Regions from separate parts of the Homo sapiens genome. Here region 2 is linked to region 1. Evidence: chromatin loops called from intact Hi-C (ENCODE). Cell type or tissue: dorsolateral prefrontal cortex. All regions are shown on one strand. Each heading gives the region's core, and the rest is flanking DNA. Links, peaks and the distances in the headings are about the cores only.

Region 1 (9,879 bases), core at 1,880-9,879:
GTTTCATGCTCTCCTCTGGTGCAGTAACCTCTTAACTTTTTTCTGTATTTCTCACAAAGGGGTATAGTCTGTGTACTCTGGTTGAGTCAGTGTCTCCCTGGGGGAAAGGAGGTTCTGGGGCTTCCTATTCTACCATCTTGCTCTGGACTCTATTCTGTTACATTGGTTTGTCTATTTTTACACCAATATATCACTGCCTTGATTAATGTGGTTTTATATCCATTAGTGGAAGTTTCCCAATATGTTTTTCTCTCTGATTATTCTGGGTGTGTCTGTGATCCAGTGTGTTTTTCTTCAAGAGGTCTTAGCTATAACAATCATTTTTATTTCTGTATAACATTTAAATTAGCCAGTTTCCACAAACATGCTTGCTGGGATTTTGTTTGGAATTTCATTGACTCTATAGATCAACTACAAAAATGAACATCTTTGCATATTGATTCATAACTCATGAACGTATTACATCTCATTATTTACTTAGGGTTTCTGTATTTCTCTAAGTAATATTTTGTAGACTTTTTAATTTTGTCAGATTTTTTCCAAGCTGTTAGTTTTTTTAATGTTATTATAAAATTTCTTTAAATTTAAGTTTTGTTTGTTGCTAGTATACAGACATAAAACAGATTTGGGATATTGTAATTGCTCTGAATTCGTGTATCAATTGTAATATTAATTTGTAGATATTTTGGGACTTTTTTACATACCTAAATATCATGTCATCTGGAAAAAATGATCATTTTAGTTTTTCCTCCAATCTTTTTCTTATTTTTGTCTTGCCTTGCCCTATTGCAATAGCTAGGACTCTGATGATGAGAAGTGGTGAAAGCAGATATCCATATCTTGTCCTCATTCTCAGAGGTAAAGCTTTCAATATTTTACCATTCACCATGATGTTTGCAATAGGATTCACGGATACTTTTACACAATAAGCTGTTCCCATATATTTCTAGCATGATAGCAATTTTTATCATGAATAAATGATTAATTTAATAAAATCATTTTCCTGCATCTACTGAGATGATTATATGATTTTTCTAATTTAATCTTCGATGGAGTGAATTACACTGATTTTCAAATGTTAAATCAGCCTTATATTACTAGAAGAAACCCAATTAGATCTTGATATATTATCTGTTTCATATATCTTTGCACTTTGTTAATATTTATATAGGATTTTTACTCTTGAATCTTTACCTTAGGGTCTATTTCTGGGGAAACCTACTATAAGACAGAAGTGTATAATTTAGGATGAATTCAGCATCAAATCACAAAAAAACTTAGCCATGCTTAAACAAATAGTGATTACTTTTCTTACACATAAAAACTACAGTGCTTAAAACTGATAGAATTGATTTACTTGTTTAATGATACTATCAGAAACCTAGTTTCTTTTTAACCATTTTTTCTCTATCTTTTTTATTTTTGCATTTTTTTCATAATGGTTGATACTGCATATTGTGACTTAGAGCCTCACAATCTCAAACTAGAGTTCTAGGAAAGGAAGAGGCCGCGGTAGGGCTTTTCCCAAGTGCGGTTATTTATAAAGGAAGGGAAGCTCCAGAATACATGTCCTTGGCTAGAACTAGGTCACATGCAGATTCCCAGAGCAATCACCGGCAGAAGAGTGTGGAATTCCTATGACTGAGATTAAACCAATCCTGATTCATCTTCTATGGTCAGAGAATGGCCTACTCTCACCCTGAAATCAAGGAATCTATTCCTGCTACAAAGTCTGTATTCTATAGCCTGGGAAAAATTAGGGGGATCATAACTGCTCCCAATAGTTCAAGAAAGACTGCTTTTGTATGGCCCTCACTTACGAATATAGATGTAAAAATTTTTACCCAAATGTTAGCAAGCTGAATCCAGAAAGTAAAAATAATTATGATGTAGTTGGATTTATCTCAGAAAAATGTCAGTTAATTCAGAAACTGAAGGCTACTACAAGGCCATAGAAATGTAACAGAACTAAATGCTCTAAAACAAGCCCATGCTTACATGGGAACCTGATATCTGATAGAAGGGGGCCTAATGGAAAAGGATTGTTTTTTAATCAATTGATATTGGAAAAACTGGCCATTACACAGAAAAAAAAGTTAGTTTTCAAATTTATAATTTAAATTGACTACAGGCTTATGTATGAAAGGTAAAACTATGAAGTGAAGAAAAATAAATCAGAAAACACCTTTGTAATTTTGAATTGCGGAAGACTTAGTATATAAAAGCCCAAAGGTATGTCATAAGATACAAAACAATGAACTTGTCTGGGCGCGGTGGCTCACACCTGTAATCCCAGCACTTTGGGCGGCTGAGGTGGGTGGATCACCTGAGGTCAGGAGTTTGAGACCAGCTTGGCCAATGTGGCGAAACTCCGTCTCTACTAAAAATACAAAAATTAGCTAGGTGTGGTGGCAAGTGCCTGTAATCCTAGCTACTTGGGAGGCTGAAGCAGGAGAATCATTTGAACCTGGGAGGCAGAGGTTGCAATGAACCAAAACAAAAAAAAACTAAAAAAAAATGAACTTGACCACATAAAAAATTATACATTTCTGTTTAATAAAGGGCACCATTAATAAAGTCAACCAACAAGGAACAGATTGAGAGAAATTATTCTTATTTAAAAAATAGAGACAGGGTCTCGCTTTGTTGCTGAGGCTGGCCTTGAACTTTTGGCCTCAAGAAATTCTCCTACCTTTGCCTTGGCTTCCCAAAGTGCTGGGATCAGAGGCCTGAGCAAGCATGCCTGGTGAGGAGGAATTATTTGAGAAGTCAAAAACTGAGAAGAGATTGATAACTAGAATACAAAAAATCCCCCTAAGCCCACAAAACCTTAGAAAAAAATAGGGAACCAATACAGAAACATGTGAAGCAGAGACTACAGACTCAAAGGGCTAATTTGGAGAGTAATCTGGAGATATTTAGTTTAGTTGTTTTAGTTTAGTTTAGTATACACAGGTCTCCTGCTCATCCTGTGGAATTTGTGTTCTGGTCCTTAAGGAGGCATGTGTATTTGATTAAGCATTATTTGTACAACAGGGCATTGTAGACAACCTATGCAACTGTATCTAGGGAACCAGATGGGTGAAAAATATTGGGGATGCTCACAGAGGAAACAAAACTCTATCTCTATTAGAAATAGAGTTATGTGGATGAATCTTTCAAACATAATGTTCAGAGGAAAAAGTAAGGTAACAAGTTCTATAACATCATTTACTTGGGCAAATTTAAAACATAAACACACAACAAAATAGTACCATATTTGAAATATACCTACATATCCAGGAAAAATGCGAAACACAATAGTTATTTCCTACAGGTCTAGGAAGAGATTGGCAGTGCAGATTGAGGCAAAAGGAAGAAAAATAGAAGCAAAAGAGGATGCTTATATGAATAATTAATGACTGTGTTATAAACTTGGGAGTATGAGCAACTCAGTTCTCTGCATTTTAGGTTATGTATTTATTAGTGAGGTCCTATCGTGATTTTAGCTTGCATATTAACCCCCAGGTTAAACATGGCCACTATTTAAAATATTTGTTTCTAAAACATAAAGTTTAAGGGAGAGATTTTCCTGTAATTATTTAATTTGTAGAAGCCACTACATACCAATCTGTGACCTAAAGCCACTGTAAATAAATGAATATTTTCCTCCAAAATCATGCTTTGCATTACTCAGAGGAATATCTTGTCTCTTTCCATTCTATCTCCAAAGGCTTCAGTTTCTGGAAAACTACAATCTACTTCATCTGTAATTTACTCTGTTAATTTAAGTTCCATTTTACTCTCTACTTTCTCCTTCTTGTCAACAACAAATGTCAACATTTAAAAACTCTTCTGGTATATTAGTCAGGGTTCTCCAGATAATCAGTGTGTGCGTGTATGTGTATATGTTATTGGTATATATATGTTTATTCTATGTTTTATATATATAATCTAGAAAGAGATTTATGATAAAGTATAGGCACATGATTATGGAGCCTGATAAGTCCCATGATGTGGTGTCTGTAAGCTGGAGACCCAGGAAGGCCAGTGTTGTAGCCTGAAGGCCTGAGAGCTGGAGAGCCAATGGTGTAGATTCCAAGTCTGAGTCTGAAAACCTGAGAACCGGGGGCACTGAGGATGGAAGACTGATGTTCCAACTCAAGCAATAAGGCAGAGGGAGGGCAAATACAACTTTTCTCCACCTTTTTGTTCTATTTAGGCCCTCAGCAGACTGAATGATGCCACCCACACTGGGGAGTGGCTATCTACCTTACTCAGTCCATCAATTAAAATGCGAATCTTTTCCAGAAACATCTTTACAGACACTTCCAGAAACATCTTTACAGACACATCCAGAAATAATGTTGAATCAGATATCTAAGCATCTATCTGGTGGCCCAGTCAAGTTGCCACATAAAATTAACTGTCAAGTGAGCTGATGATCAGGTTTTCACTATTTTTTTTTTTTCCATTTCTCATGAGAGTGAAGTTAGTGAGGCAGTTTGGAAGAACTACACCTTGGTTTGAATATATTTCATAACTGAAGATTTGAATGAATTTAAATCCACTTTCTATAAAGTGAATGCAGTGAATCTTAAATTCACAATCTTGAGTGAATTTAAGCCATGACTCAAAAGTGGCAACACTTCATTCACTTTATAGAAAGTTTTGAAATTCATTCTGAGGTATAGGAGTGAGAAAACTTTTCATGTAAACACTCCTTTTAAATTACTAGAGAAATTGTCCAGTCCTTTATATCAGCCAAATTTATTCCTTTGCTGATGAAATCTTGATTTTGTGTTTATTTCTTGCTTATTATGATATAAAACATACATGTTGTTTTATTAACCATGGATAAGTTTGCCTGACCGCAGAAGTTCACTAAGATTCTAATGACGGTGGGATCAATTAATTGATTAGGACATTGCTACTGAAAATGTTGTCTGAGTAAAGAGCATCACCTGGGAGCTTTTCAGACATGCAGAAACTCAAGCCCAATCGTAGACCTAAAGAATCAAAACCTGCATTACAACAAGATCTTTAGGTGATTCTTATGCATGTTAAAGTTAGAGAAGCACCAAGAATCCACACTGGGAACCCTGGTATCCGGACAGCAATGCCAGATTCAAGAAAAGCTGCTTTAAAAAATATTATTATTATTATTATTTTTGAGATGGAGTCTCACTGCGACGCCCAGGCTGGAGTGCAATGGTGCAATCTCGGCTCACTGCAACCTCTGCTTCCCGGGTTCAAGCGATCCTCCTGCCTCAGCCTCCCAAGTAGCTGAGATTACAGGTGACTGCCACCACGCCCGGCTAATTTTTGTATTTTTAGTAGAGACAGGGTTTCACCATATTGGTCAGGCTGGTCTCGAACTCCTGACCTCAAGCGATGTACCAGCCTCAGCCTCCGAAAGTACTGGGATTACAGGCATGAGCCACCGTGCCTGGCTTTATTATTATTTTTTGAGACACAATCTTGCTCTGTCACCAGGCTGGAGTGCAGTGGTGTGGTCATGGCTCACTGCTGCCTTGATCTCCCCAGCTTGAACAATTCTCCCATCTCAGCCTCATGGGTAGCTGGGAATACAGGCATGTGTCAAAATGCCCAGCTAATTTATTTTATTTTTTTTGTAGAATTGGAGTCTCATTATGTTGCCCAGGCTGGTCTCTAGTTCTTGGGCTCAAGCGGTCTTCCTGTCTTGGCCTCCCAAATGGTTGAGATTACAGGCATGAGCCACTGGGCCTGGCTAAAAAGCTTGCTTTTAAATTAAATCTATTTTTACATGGTTATCCTTGAGTTCCTGATTAATTCTACCATTTATTCATTCATCTATTCAATAAGTATTTAGCGAGTGCTTATTATATTTTGGGCTCCATAATGGGTGTATACAAAAGCAAACAGGACATGCTAAGAATTGCTGTGTTTTGAATACAAAAATAGATGCAGAAAGAAGCACATAAGCTGGAGTGAAATATGCTGCTGATCCTCTGGGAAAAGTTCCCAGCTCAGCAGTCTGACAATGACAGCACGAGTTATGAAGACAACCATCCAGAACATGTTCAGTGACTGCACCCTGCAAGCTCTCAGCAAAGTAAGCAGGCACTGCTTGGCTGGGGTAGCTCGGTTTCTGGGCTCCCAGTTGGGCCTGGGTTGGCTCCAGCTCTCCAACTCAGAACTGACAGCTGGCACCCACACCCTCCTCCTCAGCTTCCGGGATGGCCTGATGGGCAAAGAGAAAGAGAATGGAATCTGGATGACAGGGCTGGGCAGAGCGAGTCCAGAATGCTATAAGCCTGTTTGGTCTGTTACAAGTGCTGTGAGCAAAGGAGGACTGCAATTTTGAACATTGCAAAACAATGCATCCAGGCTTAGTCCCAAGGGATGGCAGAACAAGGAAATGCCATAGGCAAGTTATTTTATGTTAAATCTTATGCCACACTAAAATTATGTTACATTAGAATTTTAAAAATAATGTAAACATTGATTTTATAATTCTTTCTTGAAGTCTTAGAGATGAAGAATATCTGACAGCCGGTCCTTTTCTTTTGGTAAATTAATGACAGAATAAGTGATTTGAATCCCAGAAGAGGATATGGGTCACGTCTAATATATAGCAACAACCATCTATTCCATGTCCAAACACCTTGATTTTTGTTCTTAGTCTTTATTTTCATGAAGTTGGAAATATTGTTAAGAAAAAGGCAAGGAAAGCAAACTCTAGTTATGGGAAGAAAATCTCAGCTTTGGGGAGACGCATTTTCTTCTTCCCTTCCTACCCACAGTGCAAAGTGCGGTCATTACTATCTGTCTCTGTAGTATCTATCAAATGGATGAGGAAGAAAGAAAACATCTGAAGTGACTGATTAGTCATTGGGAATAATTTGTGCAACTGCTTGGCTATAGATATGACTTTATCATATCTTTATCATATAGATAATTTTGTTCATCCTTGGGCAAGTTGTTTAATAGTTGTGAGACTGAGTTTCCTTACCTGTGAAATGAAGATAATTAGACTATACCAAGATGACATAATATTCATTATATTTAATTAGAGCTGTGACTGGCACATGGTAAACACTAATAAATTCTATCTGTGAGAGTAGGGTCAAAATTTACACATAACGATTGATGTGTGTTTTTTTAAAGTAATTTTATTTTCTTTAATTGTAATTTTTTATAATTCCATTTTGTCCTCTACTCTCCCAGTCACTGTCTTGACCAGACAACTTATTCTTTTTTTGTAATTCCAGTATTTTCAGTCCAATCAGTGCCTTTTCAGTGAAATTAAAATATTATTACAATCGTAGTCTGATTTCTATCTCAGCTACTTTTGCATACATTCTCAGTCTTCTGTATTTTCTTTATGCCTCTCTTGTGTCCTTTTTCTACCACTCGGGAGTAGTCTATTTTCACAGGACAGCTTATGTATTATTCATCTGTTCTTGTCCTGCTTGGACTTAGGCATCAGTCTGTCACTCTGTTACCTGCAGTGATGTTCCGTGGTGTACCTGTTCCCTGAACATCCTGCGCTGGTATCCACCGAGGTGTGGTGCATGTTGGCAATTGGCTTTTGCCTCTAATTGCAAAAGCTCTGAACTTTGCAGCTACCTCCTCCTGACCTCATATATCTACCTGTTCACACCTCCCATAATATTTCTGCCCCCTCTAGTTGTTGTTGAAGGTGGGATACTAAGAATTCTTGATTGTTCTTTATATATAATTCTGGAGTGGAACCCTACATAGTTGTCTTGACACTCATCTGCCCTCAGCTATCACTTACTCCATCTCTCTCATGTTGAATACAGCATCACGTTAAATGTGGGAATTTTCTTATTTTATTTTATTTTATTTTACTTTAAGTTCTGGGATACATGTACAGAACGTGCAGGTTTGTTACAAAGATATGCGTGTGCCATGGTGGTTTGCTGCATCCATCAACCCATCATCTAGGCTTTAAGCCCTGCATGCATTAGGCATTTGTCCTAATGGTCTCCCTCCCCCTGCCCTCACCTCCCTGACAGGCCCCGGTGTGTGATATTCCCCTTCCTGTGTCCACGTGTTCTCACTGTTCATCTCCCACTTATGAGTGAGAACATGCAGTGTTTGGTTTTCTGTTCCTGTGTCAGTTTGCTGAGAATGATGGCTTCCAGCTTCACCCATATCCCTTCAAAGGACATGATATCATTCCTTTTTTATGGCTGCATAGTATTCCACAGTGTATATGTGCCATATTTTCTTTATCCAGTCCATCATTGATGGGCATTTGGGTTGGTTCCAAGTCTTTGATATTGTAAATAGTGCTGCAATAAACATACGTGTGCAAGTGTCTTTATAGTAGAATGATTTATAATCCTTTGGGTATATACCCAGTAATGGGACTGCTGGGTCAAATGGTATTTCTGGTTCTAGGTCCTTGAGGAATTGCCACACTATCTTCCACAATGGTTGAACTAATTTACACTCCCACCAACAGTGTAAAAGCATTCCTATTTCTCCATATCCTCACCAGCATCTGTTGTTTCCTGACTTTTTAATAATCACTATTCCAACTGGTGTGAGATGGTATCTCATTGTGGTTGTGATTTGCATTTCTCTAATGACCAGTGATGATGTGAGCCTTTTTTCTTGTGTTTCTGGGCCGCATAAATGTTTTCTTTTGAGAAGTGTCTGTTCATATCCACAGATGTGAGACTTTTCTAAAAGGGTTGCTGTCTGCCTAGGTTAGGAGAGAAGGGCACTAGCCTTACTATTTAGCAATTCAGGCCTCAGCTATCTGGCTGTCTCTCCCTCCACAAGTTTTTATTTTTCCTTCTGAGCTGTGAGTCAGGAACCTTGAGTCTGGATATTTTCTCTCTTGCCTTCTGCTCAGTCCTCCTCTTCTGGCCCCAGGAAAGGCTTACTGGGTCCAGTGTGGCACCATACTAAGGACTCGACCCTGGGTCCTTGATTATTACTGCAACAGAGAAATTAATATCTTCCATGGCTGTGCTCATCAACAGAAAGAAGCAGCACAAGCCGAGGCTCTGCCTCTGGCCTTCCAAATCACATGTGGGTGTGTCTACTTGGTAGAGACTGGGTCATGGAAGGAGCCCAAGCTATGCCAGTGCCTGGGAGCCCTAAGCTTTCCTGCCCTAATTGTCAGTGGAGTATATTCCAAAAGAGTTGGGCTGGAGTTGTAAGACAAACTCTACAATTGTTGCCACAGGGAGGAAAGTTAAAACATCTGTATATGCAGCATGGTTGGATAGAATTCTTATTGGAGGTTGAGGATGCAAGAAAGAGTAAGGTTTTAGAAAGCAGCTGCTATTTGCTCTCCTTTTAGTTTTTTTTTTTTTTTCTAAAAGGTGGCACTAATTAAATATTCATGAATATAACTTCTCCTTTGGACTACAGCAGGAGCAAATCTTACCCAAATTCAAATAGTGGAGATGACCTGGACCCTAATGAATAACTTTTACATTTATTTGCCTCAAACAGATGTTGATTAAGCAAAGTTTGATTCCACAAACATTTATGGTACATGTATTTAAGGCTCTCTGGTTGGTAATGAGAGGCTTTACGTTTCTTCAATTATTCTTATAAGGCCACTAGATTCTGCAGTCAGATAAGAAACTTATGGGAAAGAAACTATTATCAAAATTGCAGAGATGAGGAGGAAAAAAATAATACTCTAAGCAAATAGCATGTGTATAAGAGCTAACATAAGGGATTTGGCACGTTAGAGAGCAGGCAATGCTGCCATTCCAAGTTTCCATTGTTGTGCTTGTTGTGCTGTGTGAACTCCATGGTGATATCTCTTGAAGTCATCCCCACAATGACCCACAGCAGAAAGAGGAAATCTTTTCATTCTCTAGCATCTGACTCATGAAACTGAAATGTTATTGCCTTATTTGT
Region 2 (10,347 bases), core at 1,035-9,034, 61 kb after region 1:
CTAAAGTTTCTTTTGGCAAGATGGTTCTATAATTTTCCTTTAGTTTACCACAAAGAGCCTTGGGCCAGAAAATTCCCTGAAAACTTCTTTTTAACATAAGATAAATCTGATGAATACCACCAATGTAAAAATAAATCATTAATAGGTGCATATGTTATTTGTAGTAGTATTTGTTTCTTAAATGCTAATCTTTGGTAAATTGCTTGATCATTTGGTATGCAACATACTGTAAGTGTATTACATATTGTATTTGTATTTTATATTTGGAAGTGCCACTGAGCGTTACATATGGCTGTTCTGGATTTGTCAATAATATTCCCTGTGCATTCCATATGGGAACAGCTATGCAGTCCTTATATGGTAATATCCCTTTTACTTTATATGGTGCCATTTATGATTTGTATAATTTATTCATATGTGTTTTATAGTCTTGCACTTTCTCAAAATATACCTTTAAGAAGAAAATAATAATTAGAATAGCTCTGTATAATAAAATTCCCGTCTCCCTTCTCTCCCCTCCCCTCCCCTCCCCTCCATTCTCCCCTCCCCTCCATTCTCCCCTCCCCTCCATTCTCCCCTCCCCTCCATTCTCCCCTCCCCTCCCCTCTCCTCTCCCCTCCCCTCCCCTCCTTCCCTCCCTCCCTCCCTTCCTTCCTTCCTTCCTTCCTTCCTTTTCTCTTTCTATAAACTATTAACTGACTCTAAGGAAGATTATTTTCTAGACGAAAATCTGTAATTTATGTTGTTAACTTTCAGGAATGCTTTCAGATAGCAAAATCATATGTATTTAACTTGTATATTATTTAATCTTGGTTAAATATAACTTCAAATTTTGTTTCATATCTTTAAATCTTACATTTTCATAAGGACATGTAATTGTGACTGTAGTTCTTTATATATTTTACATATTAATATCATTTATATTGTGAAGGCTTAAAAAGGGTAAAGATTATACCTGCTAATAATTCACTTTGTTTTGATTCAAACTCGTATGCCTTAATTGAAATGGCATACAGCAAGAAACGCTCCACTTTGTGTAAGAAAGCATCACTTTTTATTGTCATGAATTAGCTATGAAATGGTCTCATTTTCAAAGAGATATGCAGGACATATGCTTGCACATTCTGTTAGCAGTTAGTGATCCAAGTGGAGAAAACATTTCCATGAGAAAAGCAAGTTACATAATGAAAAGAACACTAATAATCCAGAGAAGACTATCAAAAAATTCCGTATCATCCACATGAATGATATGCATTTTGAAATGTTTAAAATAAGAAGTGTTTTCTTTGTTGATGATAATTTGTATTTAGTTAATGTCCTAACAAGATCATCCAGGATATTTTCTTTAGTGAAATCCTCCCCTGCTCAGAAAAGCATGTTTAAGACAAAGAGGCCTTTCTTTGTTGCTGTTGGTTGAAGTGCATACTGCGTGTGCTCTGATGGTACATTCATTTTCCTGACTCATCTGCAGCTTCAAAAAATTGCATGTTTGTTTGGCTGTTTGAAAAAACCTTCCAGTATTTTTTTCTCATGTCTGAAATGGTTCATATTAAAGCTTTCATAATACCCTTCAGTTTCTGTGTTAAATTGATGTTTAAATTGGAAAGAAAGTGGGAACCTTGGCAGTTTAGATAATTCACTTCATCTGGTGGCCAGCTATGTTAACAATCACATCATATGCCAGCACTTAGATGAGATGAAAGGAGCCCCAGGGGCACTGAAGCTACATTTTAGGAGCAGAGGGAAAATACAGTTAGAGTTCTTTGTTTCATCATTTTATTCTATAAAATGGTAAATTATTTTGACCAGAATTTTAAAGTGTTAAAAGAACAATTTAAAGGTTATGTGATGGCTTAGCTGTGAAGCTGAATGCAGATTGTTGATCAGTATGCTGGACAGAAAGTGCTGAGCCCCATGTCAGCAAATGATGTCTTTTATTCTCTGTGTATTGAGTGCTGTGAGGAAATGGTGATATTGTTAGCATATGAATAACATCAAAGCCCTCCACTGGAAGATAAACCTCCATCTTCTGAAATAGAGTGCACAGCCTCTCCTCGTGTATTGAAGTGCCTCCGTTTCTAACAGTGTGTTCTGTCCAACCCCAGAGCAGTTTCATCCAGACAAGTTGATATTCAGCACTGGGTTGCTGGTGCATGACTGCACATTCCATCACTTAGGAGAAAACATTTTCGCATCAAATTGCCTTTCTATATGAAGGGTAGGAAGGCTATTAGCTTGTTTGTTGTTGTTGTTGTTGTTTTTTGTTTTTTTTTTTTTAGATTTTTGGGAGGGGGAAGCAACATTTTCTTTTGAGGTCCTGCAAGATGTTCACGATTTTTATTATTATTTGTCCTAAAAATGAGGGACTGATCTAACCAGTTGATAAGAAAGATAGTGGATAACGTAACTGCCTCTTCATCTCTGAATGCAGACATGACTCTTTTCACTGCTGCTGGATTCTTCAATCAATACTGACATGCTGGCCAGACACAGTTTAAAAATAATGCATTGGTCCCATTCTTCTCTCTGTGAATATCATTTGAGCATGATAAGTAGTTCTCTTCATGCACCTTCCCTTCCTAGCTATCCTGATAAACAAATGCTGCTGATACTCAAAATGGAATTTCAGTTCAGCAGCAGAATTCCTGGGGCTTTTAGGAGCACCATCCACGTCAAATGGGTCCTGGGATGATAAACTGTATGACAGCCCATAGCAGAGCAAGTAATTCCAGATGCCTTGGATGTTTAGCCTATTAGTTCATGGGGACATGTAAGAAATAGTCAGTTTCTATTAATGTTCAATTTATTATTGGCCAAGACGCTTAGGATATGACGCTGCTAGTCATTTTCTGTAACAACTTTATGTATAGAGGAAGTCTTTCCTGAAAGGTACATGGCTGGCACTTCATTTCTGAGCTCATATGTTATGCTGACCAAAAACGTCTGTCAAAACTTAGATCAATGTCATGTGTTATATTTTCATTTTCATTACTCTTGGAATCGTTTTTAAAAAATTCATATTGCCAGCTGTTACATTAACATTCAGTTAAGTTTAGGTTAGCTGAATTCCAGCCAATGGTTTAGAAATAAGCAGGGCATAATGCTGATATGATTGACTTTCAGTTACTCTGTGTGGTTTCTCTTGCATATTTAAAGATATCTGTGTACAAAAGCAAAGAAACAACACATTTGTTTTATAAAGACTGAATGTGTAAGACTGATGGAGAGCTGTTTTGGTGTTATTGTAATAGACTAGCTTTTCTTAGTTTTTGTCTGTAACACAGTATACCAAGTTACTGTTCTCATATTCTCACTGAGTGATATACTTTGAGAATGTGAATCTTGGTTAGTTAAACTTGTTTGATTGCTGGATTCTGGGCTGCTTCCAAATGGGAGGTTGGAATCAAAAGAACAAACACAAAGGTTTCCCGGTCCTGTTAGGAATACCAAGTACTATCTCTAGATTTTCTAATTAGTTTTCAAGACAAATGCTCAGGAAATTACAACAATCGACCTGATTCAGCTCACATTTTAAACCTAGTGGACTTTAATAAGAATTAGCATTCCTACTTTTAGATGATTTTCCACTTTAGGTTTTAGTTTATTTAGTTTTTATATTTTAAGTCCTAGATTCTTTTTTTTTTTGACCCACATATTGATCAGCAAATGTCATTGCTTTAAAGTGGATTTTCCTCTCTGAAGAAGAGGCAGCTTCATTTATATCTATTCAAGAAAAATGAAAAAGACATCTTAATTCAATAATGGATAGGTTCACATGCATGGCAGAGCATAAGAGCCTGCTAGTTACTCTTTAATTATTTTTTAATAATATCCCTTGGTAATAATTTATACATTTTAAAGAACACTTTACACAGAAGTTAGGAGGGCAGAGGTTGGAATGAACCAAATGATTTCACTGATAAAAAGAATAGTCTTATTTAATGATGTCAGAGTTGGATGAACTGATGGTTTTATATGTCAGAGATTTCAAAGCATCTAAATTACTCTTGAGTTATTGCCAGCTATCCTGACTGTTTGGGATAACTATGAAACATCACACACAATCATTAATATCCAAGCTGGCAAAAAAGATGATTAAAGAGGCCTATAGATATAAGAAATATCATACTAGCAGAATTAAAAAAAATCAACTTGTCAAGTATTATTTTGAGACTAAATAGAGTATGAAAAACTTTTTGCCAGTGCAGTTTAAAACAACTTATTCTGTGAATAATGATTGAATAAGGTCATATATCTGTCCTAGAATCAGGACCTTGCTTGCCAGAGAGTCTGGTGACTAAATATGTTTCATTCTGGAATATTAGTAATAATCCCAACTCCCCAAACCCACCCTTCCAGGTTATAGTGGAATAGTAATTTCTAAGGCAACTTCAAAGTATATTTTTACTTAAAAGTCTGCTGAGTTATTTCTAGTTCTAAGTATTTTCCTTCTATTCCTATGAAACATTATCTAGCAAGTACTTAAAAATAATTTTATTTCAAAACGAGATGGCAGCCTTTCGGGTGGTATACTATAATTCTTCAGGAGCAGCTGTTTTATTTATCTTGGTCTTTTAAAAATTAGATGGATATATTTTTTCTTTTTTAGAATTGTATGTTATTTGGTCAAATGAATTATTTGGAGGAGTTAGTGATCAGGAAATGAGTACACATATATCTCTGTACTCTTATATAAGTAAATTAAAAATATTTTTAATTATTATGGACACACAATGGTTGTTATATTACATATTTATGTGGTACATGTGATGTTTTGACACAGGCATGCAATGTGTAATGATCAAATCAGGGCAATTGGGCTGTCCATCACCTCAAGCATTTATCATTTCTTTGTATTAGGAAGATTCCACTTCAACTCTTCTAGTTATTGTGTAATATACAATAAATTAGAGTTAACTATAGTTGCCCTGCTGTCTTACTGAACATTGGATCTTGTTCCTTTTGTCTAACTGTATTTTGGTACCCACTAATCATTTTCACTTTTTCTTCTCCTACCTACTACCCTTCCCAATGTTTGGTAACCTTCCTTCTACTCTTTATCTCTACGAGTTCAAGTTTTTTTAATCTATTTTTTATTTTTTAGTTCCCACTTAGAGTGAGAACGTGTGACATTTATCTTTTTGTGCCTGGCTTATTTCACTTAACATAATGTCCTTCAGTTCCATCCATGTTGTTGCAAATGTCAGGATTTCATTTTTTTTTTATGGCTGGATAATATTCCGTTGTGTGTATATACCACATTTTCTTTATTCATCTGATAATAGACACTTAGGTTGATTCCATATGTTGGATATTGTAAATACTGCTGCAATCAACATGGGACAGCACATGTCACTTTAATATACCGATTTCCTTTCTTTTGGATATATACCCAGCAGTGGGATTGCAGGATCATATGGTAGTTTGATTTTAAGTTTTTTTTGAGAAACCTCCATACTCGTTTTCATAGTCGCTATACTAATTTACATTTCTACCAACAGAGTATGAGAGTTCCCCTTTCTTCACATCCTTGCCCGCATTCATGATTGCCTGTCTTTTGTATAAAAGCCATTTTGACTGGGGTGAGGTGATATCTCATTGTTTTAATTTGCATGTCTGTGACGCTTAGTGATGTTAAGCATTTTAAAATATACCTGTTGGATATTTGTATGTCTTCTTTTGAGAAATGTTTGTTCAGATCTTTTGCCCATTTAAAAATTGGATTGTTTGTTTATTTTCTGTTAAGCTGTTTCAGCTCCTTATATGCTCTGGTTATTAATCCCTTGTCAGATGCATAGTTTGCAAATATTTTCTCCCATTCTGTTGTTTGTCTCTTGTTGATTTCTTCTTTTCTGTGCAGAAGCTTTTTAGCTTGATGTGATCCTATTTGTTAATTTTTGCTTTGGTTGCCTACACTTTTGAGGTCTTTCTCAAAAAATTTTTGCCCAGACCAAAGTCTTGGAGTGTTTCTTCAAGATTTTTGTCTAATATTAATAATTTCATAGTTTTAGATCTTAGATTTAAGTCAGATTTAAGTCTTCAAACTGTTTTTACTTTTTCTTTGTATATGGTGAGAGATAAAGGTCTAGTTTCATTCTTTTACATATGAATATCCAGTTTTCCAGCACCATTTATTGAAGACACTGTCCTTTCAGCAATGTATATTCTTGGCACCTTTGTCAAAAATGAGTTGACTGTAAAGTTCCATTGGTCTATGTGTCTGTTTTTTATGCCAGTACCATGCTGTTTTGGTTACTATAGCTTTGTAGTACAATTTGAAGGCAAGTAGTATAATGTGATGCCTCTAGGGTTTTTTGTTTGTTTGTGTGTTTTTTGCTCTGAATTGCTTTGTTTATTCTGGGTCCTGTGTTCTACATAAATTTTATAATTTTTTTTCTATTTCGTGAAGAATGTCATTGATATTTTGATAGGGATTGCATTGAATCATATAATCTGTAGATTGCTTTGTGTAGAATAGACATTTTAACAATATTGATTCTCTAATCTATGAACATAGAATATCTTTTCATATTTTTGTGTCCTCTTCAATTTCTATCAAGGTTAAATTTCAGGGTTCAAAATTTTGAGTGTCAGTGTTTACGATTTTCATCATAGATATATTTTACTCCTTAGATTAAGTTTATTCATAGTTATTTTATAGTATTTGTAGCTATTGTAAATGATATTACTTTCTCGATTTCTTTTTCAAATTGTCTGCTGTTGGTATATAGAAATGCTATTGATTTTTGTATGTTGATTTTGTGTCCTGCAACTTTACTGAATTTGTTTATCAGCCTAATAGTTTTTTGGTGAAGTCTTTAGGGTTTTCTAAATATAAGATCATATGATCTGCAAACAGCACTAATTTGACTTCTTCCTTTCCAATTTGGATGCCCTTTATTTCTTTTTCTTGTCTCATTGCTCTGGCTAGGACTTCTAGCACTATGTTGAATAAAAATGGTAATAGGGGGCATGGTTGTATTGTTCCAGATCTTAGAGGAAAGGCTTTCAGTTTTACCCCACTCAGTATAATACTAGCTGTAGATATGTTGTGTATGGTTTTTATCACATTGAGATATGTTTCTTCCATACCCCTCTCCATTAGCTGCAGACGGACCTGTCTTTGGTTCCTGGCACCCGCTCTTATTAACTGCACCTACGTTCAATATTCTGGCTGAGCATAATACTATAAGGTGTTAATTAATTCATGCTTGTAGGACATAATAACAATTAATGGATAAACTTGCAACCGCTCCCTATACCAGACCTTAGAATAAAATTCCGCAAGGCCCCCCTCACCCATTTCTGACCTCACCAACCCAGGAAAAAGGCACCCTTGCCAAACCCCAAAAACAAAAAAGTCTTAATCCAATTCAGCCAGAGCCTGAATATTTATATTTTAGCTATGGGTATTCTCAACAGCTACCCCTCAACTAATGCATTTTTTTTAAGAAACTCCACCCCATCACCCTCCCAAATCTAATTCTATTTTTATAGTGACTTCATCTGATGCATATATTCATCCGCTACTAAGCCCATAACCTAAATTGATGCACCCCCAAAAGCATCACCTATCCCCCTCCCCACTCCCCCAACCACTCACAGTACTGACAACTACCCCACCAACTCCTGCTAACTCCACTTTAAACCCCTAAGCTGTAAAACTGTGAATAATATTTGTCTCTTCTAGGCTCCAATTTTTCACTTAATGTATATACAGTTTATGTAGCTTAATTATTAAAAGCAAGACACTGAAAATGTCTAGACGGACTTATTACCCCATAAACAGATAGGTTTGGTTCTGGCCTTTCTGTTAACTCTTAGTAAGATTACACATGCAAGTATCACCATCCTAGTGAAAATACCCTCTAAATCATTATGATCAAAAGGAGTAAGAATCAAGCACAGACAAATGCAGCTCAAAACACTTTGCTCGGCCACACCCCCACAGGAAGCAGCAGTGATAAACCTTTAGCAATAAACGAAAGTTTAACTAAACTATACTAACACCCAGCGTTGGTTAATTTCATGCCAGCCACCGCAGCCATACGATTAACCCAAGCTAATAGAACCCAGCTTAAAGAGTGTTTTAGATCTGTTCTCAATAAAGCTAAGCTTCATCTAAGTTGTAAAAAACCCTAGCTGAAATAAAATAAACTACGAAGGTGAATTTAATATTTCTGAGGACACAATAGCTAAGACCCAAACTGGGATTAGATACCCCACTATGCTTAGCCCTAAACTCCAATAGTTAAATCAACAAAACTATTCACCAGAACACTACAAGCAATAGCTTAAAACTCAAAGGACTTGGCGGTGCTTTATATCCCTCTAGAGGAGCCTGTTCTATATATTGATAAACTCCAATTTACCTCACCACCTCTTGCTCAGCCTATATACTTCCATCTTCAGCAAACCCTAGTAAGGCTGCAAAGTAAGCACAAATATCTACGTAAAAACGTTAGGTCAAGTTGTAGCCCACGAGGTGTGGTAAGAAATGGGCTATATTTTCTACTCCTAGAAAATCTCATAACAACCCTTATGAAACCTAAGGGCCCAAGGAGGATTTAGCAGTAAATTAGGAGCAGAGTGCTTAATTGAATAAGGCCATAAAGCATGCACACACTGCCTGTCACCCTCCTCAAGTATACTTTAAGGACAAGCTTAACTAAACCTCCTACTAAACCCCCAGTTTGAGAATTTTTATTGTGAAAAGATATTACATTGTGTTGAATGCTTTTTTGGCATCTCTCGAAATAATCACACAGTTTTTGTCCTTCATTCTGTTAATAAGATGTATCACATTTATTGATTTGTGTATATTGAACCATCCTTGCATCCCTGGGATAAATCCTACTTGATCATGATGAATGATCTTTATAATGTGTTGTTGAATTCAGTTTCCAGTATTTTTTTATTTTTTATTTTTTTGAGATGGAGTTTTGCTCTTGTTGCCCAGGCTGGAGTGCAATGGCGTGATCTCAGCTTACCATAACCTCTGCCTCCTGGGTTCAAGTGATTCTCCTGCCTCAGCCTCCTGAGTAGCTAGGATTACAGGCATGTGCCACCACGCCTGGCTAATTTAGTCTTTTTAGCAGAGATGGCGTTTCTCCATGTTGGTCAGGCTGGACTCAAACTCCTGACCTCAGATGATCCATCCACCTTGGCTTCCCAAAGTGCTGGGATTACAGGCATAAGCCACTGTGCCCGGTCAGTTTCTAGTATTTTTTGAATATTTTTACATCTATGTTCATCAGGGGTATTGGCCTGTAGTTGTGTGTGTGTGTGTGTGTGTGTGTGTGTGTGTGTCTGTCTTTGTCTAGTTTTGGTATCAGAGTGACACTGGCCTTGTAGAATGAGTTTGGAAGTATCACCTCCTCCTTGACTTTTTCAAATAGTTTCAATCGGATTGATACTAGTTCTTCTTTAAATGTTTGGTAGAATTCAGAAGTAAGGCCATCAGGTCCTGGGCTTTACTTTCATGAGAGACATTTTATTACTACCTCTATCTCATTACTTGTTGCTGGTCTGTTCATGGTTCAATCTTGTTAGGTTGTGTGTGTCTAGGAATGTATCCATTATCTCTAGATTTTCCAATTTATTGCCATATAGTTCCTCACTATACTCTCTAGTGATCCTTTGAATTTCGGTAGTGTCAGTTTTAATGTTTCCTTTTGCATCTCTGATTTTATTTGGGTCTTTTCTTCTTTTTTCTTAGTCTGGCTAAAGGTTTGTTGACTTTGCTTATCTTTTCAAAATTAATCTTTTGTTTGGTTGTTTTTTTTTGTATATTTTAAGCCTCTATTTCCTTTAGTTCTGCTCTTATCTTTCTTTCTTTCCTACTAATTATGGATTTGGTTTGCTCTTACTTTTCTAGTTTTTTAAGATGCATCTGTAGGTTTTTATTTGAAGTTTTTCCACTATAATGTTGTGGGCATTTGTTGCTGTAAACTTCTCTCTTAGTATTGCTTTTGTTATATCCTACAGGTTTTAGTATATTGTATTTACATTTTTATTTGTTTCAAAAAATTTTTAAATTTTCTTCTTAATTCCTTTATTTACCCAGTGGTCATTCCGGAGCATACTGTTTGATTTCTACGTGTTTTTATAATTTTCAAACTTCCTCTTGTTATTGATTTCTAGTTTTATTCCATTTTGATTAGAAAAAATACTTGACATGTTTTCAATTTCTTTGAATTTTTTGAGACTTGTTTTGTGGATAACATATAATCTATCCTTGAGAATGTTCCATGTGCTGAGGAGAAGAATGTGTATCCTGCAGCTGTTGGAGAAAATTTTCTGTAAATGTTTATTAGGTCCATTTGTCTACAGTACAGATTAAGTATG

The links. A loop is a pair of places that touch in the nucleus more often than their neighbours do. Peaks named below come from ENCODE experiments on the same cell type or tissue, not always from the same donor. Only the 100,000 strongest peaks of a DNase experiment are listed, where the experiment ranks them.
Region 2: a loop joins it to region 1, with 3 times the contacts of the local background. A loop is called at or near these places in 6 of 110 quality-filtered maps.

Annotation. Positions count from the first base shown.
Region 1 is chr5:123,690,981-123,700,859 of GRCh38, forward strand. No RefSeq gene overlaps it. Among named protein-coding and RNA genes, the nearest start is that of CSNK1G3, 180 kb to the left of the region's middle. In dorsolateral prefrontal cortex, for the core only: CTCF peaks have their summits at 6,032 and 6,234; a DNase peak (open chromatin) is centred at 6,121; H3K4me3 peaks cover 713 bases; H3K27ac peaks cover 1,764 bases.
Region 2 is chr5:123,753,086-123,763,432 of GRCh38, forward strand. No RefSeq gene overlaps it. Among named protein-coding and RNA genes, the nearest start is that of CSNK1G3, 250 kb to the left of the region's middle. In dorsolateral prefrontal cortex, for the core only: no CTCF peak of the experiment used is centred there; no DNase peak of the experiment used is centred there; H3K27ac peaks cover 3,392 bases.